Regions from separate parts of the Mus musculus genome. Here region 1 is linked to region 2. Evidence: chromatin loops called from intact Hi-C (ENCODE). Cell type or tissue: left cerebral cortex. All regions are shown on one strand.

The links. Hi-C counts contacts between places; a loop is a spot of excess contacts. Peaks named below come from ENCODE experiments on the same cell type or tissue, not always from the same donor. Only the 100,000 strongest peaks of a DNase experiment are listed, where the experiment ranks them.
Region 1: it touches region 2 in a loop (2.8-fold over the local background); 6 of 42 quality-filtered maps call a loop at or near these places.

Annotation. Positions count from the first base shown.
Region 1 is chr4:33,924,621-33,932,620 of GRCm38, reverse strand. Cnr1 (cannabinoid receptor 1 (brain)) reads right to left here and starts at 7,977. Exons shown (of 2, transcript NM_007726.5): 1 at 7,463-7,977. In left cerebral cortex, no CTCF peak of the experiment used is centred here; DNase peaks (open chromatin) are centred at 5,855, 6,114, 6,326, 7,670 and 4 more places; H3K4me3 peaks cover 3,972 bases; H3K27ac peaks cover 3,462 bases.
Region 2 is chr4:34,222,239-34,230,238 of GRCm38, reverse strand. No RefSeq gene overlaps it. Among named protein-coding and RNA genes, the nearest start is that of Gm33286, 82 kb to the left of the region's middle. In left cerebral cortex, no CTCF peak of the experiment used is centred here; DNase peaks (open chromatin) are centred at 3,270 and 3,978.

The DNA of each region.
Region 1 (8,000 bases), 300 kb after region 2:
TGAAAACAAATATGTTTGTGCCAAGAGATAAACGTAAAATGGGAGGCTCAGAGCTCAGCTTCAATTCTAACAACAAACTCATTTCTCTTTTATGAAATATTTACCTAACTTGCAAACATGAAATTATCAACACAGACCATAACTAACTCTGAGGTGAAAATTAATGGAAACTAATTTTTTTTATTATTGGGATTAATATGAAATATTTCACAAGAGAAGCAAATATTAGTTCCAATAATCATATCCACTGAGAACAAGGAGAATTTCTAAATAATTCAATTCCCTTCCTACTATTTTCTCATTGGAATAATTTTAAATGAATTATGTTGTCATTTAAGTCCACGATTTCCTTTAAAAAATATTTTTTTTAAAACTATACATTTAAGTCCTAGTTACTTTAGTTGAAATGGCCAGAACATTTTCAGTGCATACTAGCAACACAGGAGATGAGCCAGAGTGAGCTCACAGGATGCAGACAATTACCTACACATGAATGTAGAAGTACTGGGCCTCAGTCACAATGCAAAAAACCACACGAAGATGTGATTTACAAGCATGCAAGTTGGAAGAAAGTTCAGAACCTCTATGCTGTTGTGCACATTCAAGGTCAAATTCATTCTGGGATTTGTGCGGCACAATTACAACATTCTGAACTGATCCGGAACGGATAGCGTTCAGAAAGAATGACATGAAGATAAAGGACTAGGTTGGTAAGACAGGTGCAAGGGAGCAGGATCCTCGGCCCCTGTACGCCTTGAGAACAGTCTGAGCGTCACCACACGCTTAGCACACGGGCCAGTGGCATCCTCCAAGTCAGCAGCAGGGCAGCCTCTGAGAACTAATGAGTGCAAATTCGGTTTGGATCGATAGAGTTAGAAATGCTAGCGTCGGCCACATCTGTGCTGCTAACAAGACCTCTAGGAAATACTTCTGAAATTTAAGAACCACTGCTTAAAGTTACGAAACCCATGAAAGAAGACCCAAATGCTGCAAGGGGGAGCTGGGCTTTAAGAAGACTGGAGTCTGTGTGAGAGGGCAGACTGTTGGTGAGTTCAGGTGTTGAGTGCACGAAACAGGGTGTGAGGACTTGCACAAGGTAAGAGAGCTCCCTACAGCAAAGGGCGGCGGCCCGGGTACCCCTGTCCAGCTGGAACACAGGAGTAGCTGTCTAGCCAGCAATGAGAGCAGGGTTGGGGAACCCCTCAATGTTTTGACTACAGTTCAGGGTTCCTCTAGACTTTCTCTGCAAACTTCCTGTTACATATCTTACCCGGTAAAGTAACTTCAAGATGCAATACACACTGACCCAGTAGACAAACCTAAATTAGGAAACTCTTAGCATTTTCTCCTAATTCTATTTACAAACCTCATGATTGGCTTGACAGGACTGCTACACATTTCTTAGACAACGTTGAGAAGAACATTTTAACTGCTGAGGATAGAAGAATTTTTAGAAAGTCAAAGAAATGAACACCTCAGCTCATTTTCTTACATGGGAAATATTTGTGTCTGTTCTTTACTCCCTAACCATAAAGAGATGCATCACAGGAAATGAACATGGAGACTTTGCAGAGGCAGAGACTCACTGTAGACTTTTGCTACTAGCATCTAATAGCAGTATAACCTACGACTGGTATCTTTCTTAAGTACCTAGGCGCTATAAGCCTGTAGGAATATAATCCAAAAATATTCAAATGTATAAACTCTGAGCAACCATTTCCCGATTATTACAATGAAGATGAACCCCAGGTTACTTTATCATTATTCCCTCGTAGCTTTATGAGAAGTTAAATGTTACTTCTAAATGTAGTTGAACATTCTCAAAGCCAAATTCCCACTGAGGCAGGACTACAGCATTCTTAGAAAATACTTTTTTTTTCCATCTCAGTTATGTGTTAAACTACCCTAGCTTTCCCTTTCATGTGTACTCACTTGCTCATTATTTGTGCAAGGGGTGAAAAAAATATACAAACTCTGGCTACTGACACATTGAAAGGAGTAGATATTTTAACCAACCAAAATAGTCACACAGCATTCAACGGAGTGTCTCTTACAAGAATAGATAGATTTGATTTTTAAAGAATGCTGTATGAAAAGCAAATATGAATGGTAAAGGCAGAATATTGATTTACTCGCTATGGGAGTCAGTACTGTAAAATTACTAAATACAAATGTCCAAAAAGGCAGAGACTTAGGACACAATTTTTAAAGATTTTTAAGGGTACTAGGATTTCTCAGCAGTGTGACCGCAGCACTCGTTCCAACTCCACTATCACACTGACTACAATTCTCTTGTTTAAAAGTATGGCTCCAAAGAATGGCTAAAGAAGTGGTAAAGGGTGGAGAGAGGCCTTCCCATTGAAGCACAAACTTTGAAAAACTAAACATCCCAGTTACGTTGTATTTTAATTATATCTAAATACCCATATACAGTTTGTGAGAGCATTTGTCAGTATATTAAACCACCACAACAGATTGCCTGGCACAGTTCTGAGAGATGCCTCTGCTTTTCTTTAAAAAGCAATAGCATGGAATTTGCTAGTAGGGAAAAAATAGCTATTACATTATCAAGTATAGGAAATTATACTGCACCTTCTCTCCAAAGTTTAAAAAAAAAGATAATTTTAAATGCTACTTAGAGTTAATAAGGAGTAGTAAGGGGTCAAGTCAAAAGGATCAAATCTGCTCAGCTTTCATAACTAGAGGTAAGTAAGCATGCAACCAAGAGCAGGAAGGCAACATTAAATAATAAGATATCCAACTGTTGAGGGGAAAACTCTCCTTTGAGTTAGAAGAGGGGAGATTAAACTCAGTCCATTCTCCCCTCCAAAAATTGCAAAATCTCGTTTATGAAACGTATTCAAAAGTACAAAATACAATGGCAGTGATGCAGGTAATGCAACAAGATACAAACAGATGCTTGTCTGAAATCCCAGGGTTCTCATAGGAAGAGTTCCAACACGTTTATTCTAAACTAAATGACAACAAGACAAAGAAAGCAAGACTTCAAAAGGTCTCTTAAAGTGTAGGTGTAAAAAAAAAAAAAAAAGTCTCTCCAGTTGAGGCCAGAGCAGAACTCAGGTCACTACCAGGACAAGTGTCAGGCCCAATTCCTCCCATTTGGGGAAAAAACAGTTCTTCCTTAAAAAGAAGAAAAAAACAAAAAAACAGGAAAACAACAACAACAACAACTTTAAAAACTCAACTACTGTAGTCCTCAAGAATTTCATTATCACTTTCCAATTAAAGTCTGTCCCAACGTTGTTCAATACTCATCTATGAGGATAACTCCTCAAACTTAGGGAAAGAGCCAGTCTGACACCAAGAACGTTTGTACATGCAACTAGATGTCCTAAGAAAATTCTGTCTCGGAATGTGCTCTAGGGTGCCAGGATACCCTGTTGGGGGGAGAAACATGACCCAGGAAAGCTTTTAGTAGGTATTTTCTGCTCCAAATTACAGGCAATTATGCTGATTTCATTCAAGGAATGGCTCTGATGTGTTATTATCCATCTATCATGAGCACACCTATTATCCACGTGTCAGGCGCAAGGAAAACATTCATGTAACATTAAGCCACTGAATCATGGTGCGAGGTGGTGGCCAGCGCTAGAGTTAATCCTCCCCGTTCACTCACCCGCATTTCTTATTGTTTGAGCATCCTTGTAATAACATGATACCATTTGAAACAGGAAGCGAATGGGCGCTATTTTAACATGCACTTTGTGATTTTCTGCCAATTGGTATAGTTCTAATATCCAAAAAAATTTGAATTATCAAGACTGGCAAAGAGCTGTCTTAAACTCATCAGAAGCATTGGTGTTTATGATATAATTATAATCAAGTGTGGTGATGATCCTCCTCAGCCTAGAGTCAGACCTTAGGGCCCCTAGAGAAGTGCACAAGATTATTAGGGCACAGAAGACCAGAGCAGATCTGCACCTATCTTGGAAACAAAGCAGCCTTGTTTTAATTCAACATGAATACTTCCTTTTGCTTCGTGTCTTCTGTGTCCATCTGTGTAGTTGGTTTGAACTTGGACATTTTCCCAAAGTTGCAGTATTCATTTAAAAATCAGAATGGTATTTTCACATATTTAAAAAGTCACTGTACCTAAATTTTTACTTGACCTACAACAATGAGAAAGTTTGTTCTTGCATAGGTTAAAAAAAAAGTGTTTCTACACATTCTGTTTTGTAACTTATGTGGTATAGAGTTTGAGAGCATTGATATTCTGGGTGACATTTATCACTTCTTTTAATCCAAGAAATATTTTAGAATCTGAAGTGAACTTTATAAGACAAACCTAATCTAATCTCAGAACATACAGCCAAGCAAATTAAATAGTTATTAAAGAATTAGCAGTTCAGTGGGGAAGTGTTGAAGTCCCAACCCACACAAGACAGAACCTGTACATTTATAACATACAGTTAACATTTTTATAAGAACAGGATTGGGAAAGAACTGGAGATCTGGAGAAGAAGATACAAAATTCCAGAGTTCAAATACATAAATGAAGTTTTTATTTCCTTGTGTCCTTTTCATTATTTACCAGCCAGTAAGAGAAAAATAAGCACAACTCTGAAAATACAGGTATGCAGTCTGTGACTCAGCCCTGGTGGTTTTTCAAAAACTCTGCAGTCTTGGTTTACAGTAAAAAAGCAGAATTATAAATAATTTAAATCCAGAGGCTGGTTTCACTCTACCGGACCAGTCAAAAATGATGACTACCAAAATAGGACAGACAAGTCTTCAACTGGGAAGACCTAACATCCTTTAAAGGTGCTGGGAACCCAAGCTCTGAACTGTGCCCATTATGCAACAAACTAATGTACTTACCCCCAAGAATAACAGGCAGCATCCTAGAGGAGAGACTTCATCTCACTAACCAAATTCGAGAAGCTATGACCAAATTGTCCTTTACTAATTACGTGTTATTAGGTATAACTAAATTCAATTTGCTATTTTTTCCTTGTAAATTCCCAAATAGCTAGTTATGGAAAATTATTTATCAGGCCAACTGTTTTCTGGGAAGAAGCATTTGGTAAGTGCCATGAACTCTAAACTGCCAGTATAAGCTCTATTTCATAATACTTTCCTCTTATGTAGTAAATCCAACTCTAATTTCAAAGACCAATACACAAGACAAACCAAGGAACCTGTCTAAATATTCTTGTGGTTAATGCTAATTCTAAGTCAAAGCACAGGAGAATGTCATAGATTGTTTTGGAGAGTTTCACAGGCTTTGCTTTCGTAATTAATAAGCTGACAGAGCATACTAAACACTTATCAACACAATCAATGAGGCTGCTTCCTTCTTGAGAAAACAGATAAAACGATTCATGGAGTTTTCCTTCAGAATTGTCTGTAATACATAATATGTCACAAATATCATGGTTCTTTTGGAAAATTTCATTCCGAGCAGTTTCATCTGGATAACATTTAACAATTTCACTATTTTAACATTTTGAAATGCCAAAAAGAACACACTGATCCTGCAGTGAGGCTTATTAGAGAGGAGCAGTCTCACAGGCAAGCCAGAAAGGAACACAGTCCGCTGGGAGATGGGTAACAGGGGGGAAAAGCAGGGAACACTGGAGAGCAAACAAAGCCAAGCCCCGCTCCACCACGAGGTCTGATTTTCCCCAGAATTAAAACTTTACATATACAATTCATCACCTATGGCTTAATTAATTAAGTTACAACCTCCATTTCTATACGCAGCCACCGATGCCATTAAATGTAGGGGCAAAAATATCAGATGTGTCTTCTTAACAATGAGCACGCAAGCATAGTCATTTTGGAAGGTCACAAGTGAGCATTCCCACCATGTGGTATTACTGCACCCCCATGTAGGATCAGGGGCACAATGAAAGCTGCCCCAGTAGACACTTATACATACATACATACATACATACATACATACCTCAGCCATGGCTGTTCCTTGCTTGAAACGGGAGACATCTTTTGAAGCAATAAAAGAGCCTGCTCACAATAAGTTCTCCTAACGACCTAAAATGATTAGTTTTTTTTTTTAACCATATCAACATGAAGCCTCTTTTGCAGCTAGAGCAACTGCTAGTGTACCTAAAAACAACAGCCTGCAGTATGTGCTGCTTAGCATTCTAGAGGTGCATGCATTCTGTTCCTGTGTGGATTTAATCAGAAATATATATATATATATTTCTCTCAGTTAAGAAAGTATTCATGGCCTTTCCTTTGGATAAAATTGCTTGTAACTGAGTTAGAGAAGGTGGGGCGTGGAGGGAGGGGAGGCAGAGAAAAATCGATCAGCAGATCTATCTCCCTTTCAAATTGTCAAAAGCTGGGATTAGAAGACCAGCACTTTAAATCAGTCAGTCCTATGGGAACCTTGGAGGTCGGCTACTCCTAGTTTCTCAATTTTCTGCCAAACAGACTGATGTCAGGAGTGACCCCACAGATAATCAGTACCCGCGGAGTCTCCTCTGAGCATGTGCATCTCCCCATTGTTCAAAGGAATTAAGTTGGCAATAAAAACGAGAAGTTATGGGACCCAGAGAGGTATCTTTCAACATCCTTAAAACCAGTAAATCTGCTCTAATCTCTTATTAGATTAAATGTCCAAGGAGATTTAATATGCCAAGAAATAAACAAAGGCAGGAAGAGCTAGTAGCTCCTATTTGGAAGAAAAATTTAAAAGATAGGAAATAGGTTTTTTCATAGATAGGTTATTAAATTTTTTTCTCACCTCTTTGAAACCTTTGAGAGATAAACCATGTACTACAATTAAAAACACGCATGTTGCTTTAAACTTTGAAATGACCAAACAACAGTTTCTCACATCTATCATAGCAAACATTTGCATTCAGGAAATGCTCCATTTGTGACTTGTAAGCCTTAACCAAGAAACATCCTTTTAAAATAAAGCATCAACTTCATTCGTCTGGTGCCAGCTCTTAGTTTCATGTTCCTATAACAGTCAATCACAGGTATCAATACTATATATATTAGTTTTTCCTTAAACAGAGATGGCTGCTGTAGCTATCGCTCTGTATCAGAAGTTCCTTATTTAACATAGATTTCTTTACATGACATTTAGTATTTAATTGAGTCGTTTTCTACATGTGGTGCAGAGACTCTGGAAGACTTAGTTTCTGATAAGGCTAAAAGACGTCAAGCATCAACTCAAGTGCCTGTTTTCCAAACATGCACAATTACACATTTTCTACAAACAGACATCAGTGTATGCAGAGCTAGGTGCATATCCAGTAAATTGTAAATGGTAGAAGCCTCCAGAAGTAGCTTAGACCACAGGTAACAAGCTGGGACTATACAGCTAAGTAAACACCATATTAGCACGATTTGCTCTCCTGGAACACGGAGCAAGAACTCCGCGTAGGACACCAGGGGACCACTGGCCAGTACCGAGGGGGCGGGAGGCGGAAAAGCTATTCCCAAACGCCACTGTGCCAGGTCTTACCCTTCGCATCCCCCGGTCCACGGGCCAGAAGCTCCCTCGGCACCTGTCGCCCAGCCAAGGGGCTGGCTCTCTGCTACAAGGAAATTTGCCCCCAGACTCTATGAGAGCTCTGCAGACAGCCCAGGCTCCCGCCTGAGCCAGGGGGAGGCTCTGGCGCCAGGGGAGCCAGAAGGAGGCGGAGGCGGAAAAGAAGTGGAGAAGGTAGAGGCAGCGAGCGAGCAGGGGAGGCGGCGCGGGGCGCGGTGGGGCGGGGTGGAGCGGGGCGTGCCCGCGGCGATCGGTCAGTAAGTCAGTCGGTCTGCGCGCCCGCGTCCCCGGCCTCTAGCACCCGTGCGCCACGGCCCCTGGGACTGGCTCCCCTGGGCTCGGACAGGCCCGCTTCGTTCTCCGGCTCTCCCCGGCGTCCCACTGACCGCGCTGGCCGGCCTGGGGCCGCCCGCTTGGGCCACCCCGAGCGCCCGTCGCCGCGCCCTGCTTGAGGTCCCTGCCTCTCCCTCAGCTCGCGCGCTGTCTCTGGCTCGCTCTCGCTCCAGTCCCA
Region 2 (8,000 bases):
GCATTACAGAATGACAGAAGCTATATTTTGAGCCACTTCGAAAAATTGTTGGAAATTCTGTCCTAATCCCAAGCTAAAATTAATTTGGAGGTTTTATTTTGGGCGGGGTATGTAAAACTTAAGTCAGCAAACTCGCATAGCAATTTAGAAAGATCAAACATTCAAGCAATCCAATCCAAGATATACTGATTTGATACTTACACTCTGAGGAAGGATAATACAAATTATTAAATCTTTGTTTTCCGCTATTAAACCATATGTCTCTACAAGGAGCAGAACATTGTATATGCACAATAAAATGCTGGCATTTATAACATACAACAACTCTGCATGTGAGTCAAGGTACTTCAGGGATGTGTGTTGGCATGGTGTGATACAATGTGCAGTACCAAGTGTGCAGGTTAGGGGTTCACAATCAAGGTGATAACGAAGCCAAGAAATAAACACAGCATGGGCAAATGCTGCGTGAAATATGCCGGATTCATTTTGAGCTTAATTCTGAATTAATTTTTGGCTGATCAAGTTCAGGAATCCTTTACTGTCCACAGTTCTTCCCTAACCCTGTATTCAAGTAATTATGGCCCACAAGATAAGAATCTAAAGTTTCCATAGCAAGCTATACAGAGAACAACAATCTCCATCTAGCCAGACTAGCTCAGATGTGGGTTTCTGATGGAAGAAGGACAGTTAAGAGTGATGTATAGCCGGGCGTGGTGGCGCACGCCTTTAATCCCAGCACTCTGGAGGCGGAGGCAGAGGCAGGCAGATTTCTGAGATCGAGGCCAGCCTGGTCTACAAAGTGAGTTCCAGGACAGCCAGAGCTATACAGAGAAACCCTACCTCTAAAAACCAAAACCAAAACAAAAACAAAAACAAAAAACAAAAAAAACAATAACAACAACAACAACAAAACAGTGATGTTAAGCCAGGCAGTGGTGGCGAATGCCTTTAAACCCAGAACTTGGGAGGCAGAGGCAGGCAGATTTCTGAATTCGAGACCAGCCTGATCTACAGAGTGAGTTCCAGGACAGCCAGGGCTATACAGAGAAACCCTATCTCAAAAAACAAAAACAAAAAACAAAAACCAAAAACCAAGCAAAAAAAAAAAAAAAAAAGTGATGTTAAAATCTACCACTGTAGCCTACAATGAGTAGAATCTGCACTGGTTACATGAGAGGAAAGGAAGGAATGAGAATTGAATTACCAAGTTCAAATCAGTGAAAGCTTGGCATCATGGAAGGAGCTGTTACCTAGAAGACAAGAGAAAAAAACACACAGACACACATACACACACATACCCACACACAAGCATGCATGCATGCATGCATGTATGCACATGTGCGCAGAAAAGATCATTTTGATGCTAAAGGATATGAAATCTACTTGGAATAAATACTGAGAAACACTCAATATGAGCTTATACAACACCAATTTAAGATAATTAAATTTATTCCAAGATAATTAGTTTTATTTTGTTTTTATTTCTACAATCAATTTCTAAGATTTTCATTTCCTTATAAAATATTTTGGATATTAATGAAATATTACATATCTATGTCTTCTATAGCTGTTTTCTTACCAGATAATTTATCGAAAATTTAAATCTTGCTAATTTTCTTCAGATTATTTATGTAAGAGAAAAATTACAAGTCCTAGTGACGCCCTACCTGTGTAATAATATTTACTGTGGTAATAGCCTATAATCCCCAGGGAGCACAGGACAAAGTCAGAGAGGTTCTTGAGTTGGGCAGGATGCAAAGAAGATACTGAGACCCGAACAGTTGGATGCTACTCAGTGGCAGACCTCATTTCTAAGTTGGCAAAGGCAGTGATGTCCCAGATGAAGTCTTTGAATGTACCAAATCCTTACTCCTCACCACAGAGTGTTCCAGAACAATGGTTACTGATGCATCCAGCTGTAGCTAATGTTCTTCAACGGAGATGGACCACTTTCTTCTTATATTTGCAATCCTGTCTGGTGGAAAATATTTTAGACTATTTATATTGTAGAGTGGGTTTAACTCAGACAGTGTCTGAAAGGGCTGCAGGGTAACTTTTTGTAAATGTTCAAATGCTGAGAGAGAATTTTAATAAAGATTCAAGGTAGAGTAATTGATGTCTGAATCCTAAAACTCACCACCCTTTCTGAGAAAATTGTATCTACAAAGATCAGTAGCCATGCGGGGAATACTAGCCAGTTTTATTAATATCAGAGCAAGTTCCCAATTGTAACATTATCACCCTTTCTTCCTCTTTCAAGGTGCCTTTGCTTATTGAATTGGAACATTGTATTAGGTTTAAGGACACAGGGGAGCAAAAATACTTCTTGCTAATGGCGGAGGTCCTGATTGTCTTGGTCCATACCTGAGTTTGGAAGAAGAAGAAGAGGAAGTGGGAAGGAGTACCAGAACAGCCCCTGGCAGCCAGCCAGCCGATCCTCAGCTGCACACGGTTAAGACATGGCGTTTACAGCAGTCCATTACTTTCCAGTGGGGTCACCTTACTCAGGCAATAGGCAGCCGATTAGCAACTCTGCCTCCTGGGCAAATGAACAAGTCAGAGATGGGCAAAATAGGGGTTTCATGTGAAAGCCAGAGAGGAAGCAGGATTTGAGAAGATGCCATCCTTGCCATGTGAGCCACACTTTTATGTAATGCAGAGCACTGTCCGTCTGGACATAAACTGATAATGGCTTTATTCCAATGTAGCTGCAAATGGAAATGGGACTTTGGATGGAGAATTAGTAACACTTATCCCTGAGTTTCTTTGTTGATAGTTAAGATTCTTAAGTTGGATTCAATTTCAGATAAGGACTCAGTATGAGAATAGGTTAAGAAGTCATAATACTCCTTTTCTATTTCAATTCGGGGACATTTCCTTCCCAAGTGTGGCTCAGAGAAGTGGATATGAGGAATATAGAACTCTAATGTGTAGTATCTAGGGGGGAAGCGCTATTCTTTCTTAGCATTACCCACATTCACAGTAATTGCAACAAAATGTTTTAGGAGGGCAAATGAGGTCTATGCCAGACAAAGCAGAATCAGCCAAAGCATCAAGTATTTGTCTTGCTCACGATGGTGGCATGCCATTGTCAGAGGAGAGTTTGAATCAGCAGCAGTTTGGCAAGAACGGACAAAACAAGGGAAAGGACTCCGGAGCAAGGTTTTTGAAAATAGCTGCCTCCAACTGGATGAAATTTCTCTTCTTTAGGTTGTGGTCCAGATGCCATGTGGTAGGTTTGGGAACAGTGCCACTGCCACAATTATCGACAGCACCCTCAGTATCCTGAACATTACAGTAATGGGCGAGTGACTCTACTTGGGTTGACAGTAATGAAGAAATGGAAGAAAAATATTAGTGCAGAAGCACTGGCAGCCTGCAAGGAACTCCAAGCTGGGCCCTCATGGTGGCTGAGTTCTCATCTCTGGGTTGTCCAGATGGGGATACAAGCTGTTTGTGTGATTATCTCCATCCCTAGGCTCCTGCAAAGAAAAGGGGCTTTGGTCATCTCCTACCTAGGAAGGGAACACTGACTTCCTCTAAGGACAGGCATACTCATTCCATGACTCATCTCCACAGTCGGGCCACATGCATAGCCAGCAAGCATTCCTGACCTCCTCGTATGTATTGCCTGCTATCTGATTCTTGTTGAACTGTCTCATTTGTCTCTGTCTCTGTCTGACTCTGTCTGACTCTGTCTGTCTTTATCTTACACACACACACACACACACACACACACACACACACACACACACACACACGCTCACACATAAACATGCCTTTCTCAACACAATGACCCCAACAGTCACTGTAAATGTCCCCATCACCTCACCATCTGCCTGTCTATTGGGCTTTGGGTTTTTCTTCTAGATTAATTCCCTTAGAGCAGAGAGTTTTTGTGGACTTGTTAAAAATGCAGAAATGTGGTTTCCTGAACTACTCAGCCAGAATATCTGGCAGCTGGCCCTGGGAATTGGCATCTATGTTAGCAAAGGCTTCTGGATGATCCAGATGCACAGAAACACGGAGAAAGCAGGCCTTGGGGAGCATCTGTGCTCCCCCACAGAGAGCCACACTCTGTGGCAGGCTGCACCACACTGACAGACAGCAGAAGACGCAGTGTGTTCTGAAGCTGAAAGGCTATTCCCCAAACATGAGCCGGCTGTGAACTGTCCCCAGTCTGCAGGTTGCCTAAATCCTGAGAGGAACATTTCTTGCATCTTGGACTAGTTCTCAGTGTTGTTTCTCTCTCCATCACGTTCCTTGTTACTCACTGACTTAACAACTGCAGCATGGCTGGTAAAGGATTCCCACATACAATGTATTCATCCTTATTACAAATCTATGCAATGAACATCATTAATACTCCCATGTGAAGGAATGAGTGTGCCTTGCTCAGTGTACCAGTTAGCAGGTTGTGAAGATAGTATTTGAACTCAGATTAGCCAAACTCCAAATTCTTTACTATGATCTTTCCTAAAACAGCTGAACCATAAACGCAGAGCAAGGAGAGCCATAGAATCTTATTGAAATGTCTTAACCTCTTTCACTACTGAGATTTCCTTTTGGTTCTACCGACTGCCAACCACTAATAATAGGAAATAAAGTGATAAGATGAAAACTGGTATGCAATGTAGAATTTGCGGTGGCTTACTGAAATATTGAAAATAATACCCAAGCTTCTAATCTAGCCTTTTATTTAAGATCCCAGACCCTTGGTAACCTTATCACCTTCATTTTAAAAACAAGGAAGCAGAAATACAGGGAGGGCTGGCTCACTAGCTGTAGAGTCAGGAACAAACTTCAGCTTTCTGCCTTTCTGTCTGAAGGAGTGTTATCCAACATCATTTGAAATCTGCCAAGCAATCACTCAAGCTGTCTGTGAGTATTCTATAACAGGTAGGCAAGTTGTATAGTGGGTACAGAAACAGAAAAGACACAATGCAATCTGGACTCAAAATATTAAGTATATTTGTAAAAACAAGGATTAGATGTAGAACCGAATGCTTTGAAAGCCGTGTTTCTCATGGTTGGCTGCAAATCAAAGCCACCCAGGGAACTTCTAAAGCCCCAGAAGCTTCCAGAATTAAGTACCTTTAAAAGTAAGGCACAAGCATGTCCATTAAAACAAATCAAATCAAAACAAAACAAAACAAAACAAAACAAAACAAAACAAAACAAAAGCCAACCAACCAACCAACCAACCAACCAACCAAACAAACAAACAAACAAACAAACAAACCTCATCCAGCCAGTGGTAAGAAGCACAGTAACAAAGTAGCACACTTCACAGTAGGGGCATGAGATACTCTAGGAGTAATGGAAAAAGAGAGGCAGGCTAACACTGCCCGTGACCATGGCCACTGGACTCAGACAAAATGACGGCTAAGTTGAGGGGGTGGAGAAACCACATGAGGAAGTCCAAGAAAAAGGCAGGAGCTTCCAAAGAGAGAGGTGCCAGTGAGGCGCCTGAGAGCTGACATCTGCAGGAAGGTCTAAGAGGTGGAGACAGGAAGAGCGCTGTTGGCATGGGTTTCTCCTGGGAAGCATGCATTGATTTGTAGGTTGGGTGATCTGGGAAACCACAAATAGACACCAATCAGAATAAACACACTTAGTTCTTGAAGAAACACATCGGTATCTCAAGTCTTAAGAAACCAAACCAAACCAAACCAAACCAAACCAAACCAAACCAAACCAAACCAAACCAAACCAAACCAAACCATTTAGTTACTGTGCTTTTTATTATTATTATTATTATTATTATTATTATTATTATTATTATTATTTCAAAGGGACCCTTGTAAATTTGGCCAGTCACTGTTTAGTTTCTTATTTCTAATATGTTTTAAAACTTTCCATTTATGTGTTCAACCACAAATTCCAAGGACTGTAAATCAGAAAGTAGTTACTTACTCCCATAACATTTGTCTTACTCTTGCACATCTCGTCTGGGCCAATCATTATGGTAGTTTGCAGGGTTTACAGATTATTGAATAGTTTCCTTCCATGATATTGCAATAGAACCTTTAGATACTATGAAATCTAGCTAGTAGGGATGAAGCTCCCAGGTCAATATCACCCTAATTTCTCTGTCTTCTATGGTCCAAGTATATGGTATCTTTAGCAATGGAGCAATAGAGTCCTGGAGGGTAACCAAGAAGAATGGCAACAGCTTGTGATGTTTAGACAGGGTATATGGGATCTCAGGGGCCATCAAAATAGGTAACAAGGCACTAGACATTTCACCTAATATTCTGGGATATCTTGGAGAGGTATTAATCTCCCTTATTTCCTTTACAGAATAACCCAATTTAAGCCCTGCCCCCCTTGTTGCATTTTTATTGGATATTTTCCTTATTTACATTTCAAATGTTATCCTCTTTCCAGGTCTCACCTCCAGAAAAGCCCTATCCTATCTCCTCCCCCTGCCTCTATGAGGGTGAACTCCTGCCTTCCCGCCCTGGCATTCCCCAACACTGGGGCATCAAACCTCCTCAGGCCCAAGGGTTGATCCTCCCACTGATGTCCAACAAGGCCGTCCTCTGCCACCTGTGCAGCCAGAGCCATGGGTCCCTCCATGTGTACTTTTTGGTTGGTGCTCCAGTGCCTTGGAGCTCCAGGGTTTCTGGATGAGCTTAGATTCCTTTTATATATGAATATAGATATATTTAGGAAACTTCTACAGTCATAGATCTCTATGTGGTATTTTCAAAAGTCTTTAGCATCAGTTACCTCTCTGCCTCCTCCTTCCACTCCCTACCCCCACCCCGTGTAACCCTCCATGGTCCATCCTTCTTCTTCTTCTTCTCTTCTTATTACTTGGTTTCCATCCCCCTTTCCTTGAAATCTCCCTGATGGTCCTTACGAGTGTCCTGGCATTGACGTGTCACTCAGTGCAAACACACACATCCGAAGCTTTAAATATAGCTTTCACACAGGAGAGGGAAATTTGCATGTGGCATTTGCTTTTCTTGATCTGATCTGACCTCACTCAGAGTGATTAATTCTAGATCTACCCATAACCTGGGAATTTCATAATTTCACTTTTCTTTATCCATTGTGTATATAGAGCATATTTTTGTTATCCATTCATGAACTGATTGAAGTCTAGGTTGACAAGTTCATATATGGATATAATGCACTACAGTTACTCTCCCTACTCCCTCCTGTTTTGTTTCCACTCCATTAGCTACTCTTTTTCTCATATTCATGGCTTGTGGCTTTATTTTTGCCATGGGCCATCAGTGTGACCAAGGGTTTGGAGCTCTCCATTAGAAGCTTATCAGTGGGACACAACTGGATACAATACCCCCTCCCCGAGAATGGTTAAGTAGAAAGTGGTAAGGTAAGGCCCCTGTGAATCTCTTCTTATTCACAGCCGACTGTTGGGCATGACTGGCTTGTGTGGGCACAGCTGCTTTGCGTTCATGATGGCCATGGTTGTGTTGTGCTTAGAGGATGGCATTTCGCACCCCTTCCACCTATCCTCTGTTTTTGAGTATCTTACTCCCCTCATTCTGCAATGTTCCCTAAGCCCTAAGTGGGTAGTATAAATGTCTTGCTCAGGACAGAGCCCTATTCTCAGTGTCTCATCCAGCCACAAGTCTCTGCATTTACTTCTGTTCACTGCAAAGAGAGGCTTCTCTGATTAAAGCTGAGTTTTGTCTGTGGGTATAAACAGATATTTTGAAGGCAGTTTTATTATGTCAATTTATCTAAGCATCAATAGTAGGTTTCCCACTAGGGCCTGTGACTTCCTCAATTATAAGTTTTTGGCTGGGTTTAGAGTACTAGACATGAATTCCCTCTTGTGGAGTGGACCTCAAATACAATCACAGAGTGATCTGTTACCCCATAATAGTTGTACTACTTCTGTACCAATGGGCCCATCTTCTCCGGCAATTTGGTATTGTAGTCAATAGAGACCACATCTGGGTAGGACTGTTGATGCCTTTGCTACTCCAGCAGCATAAACGGTGCCATCCAGCATGATGAGA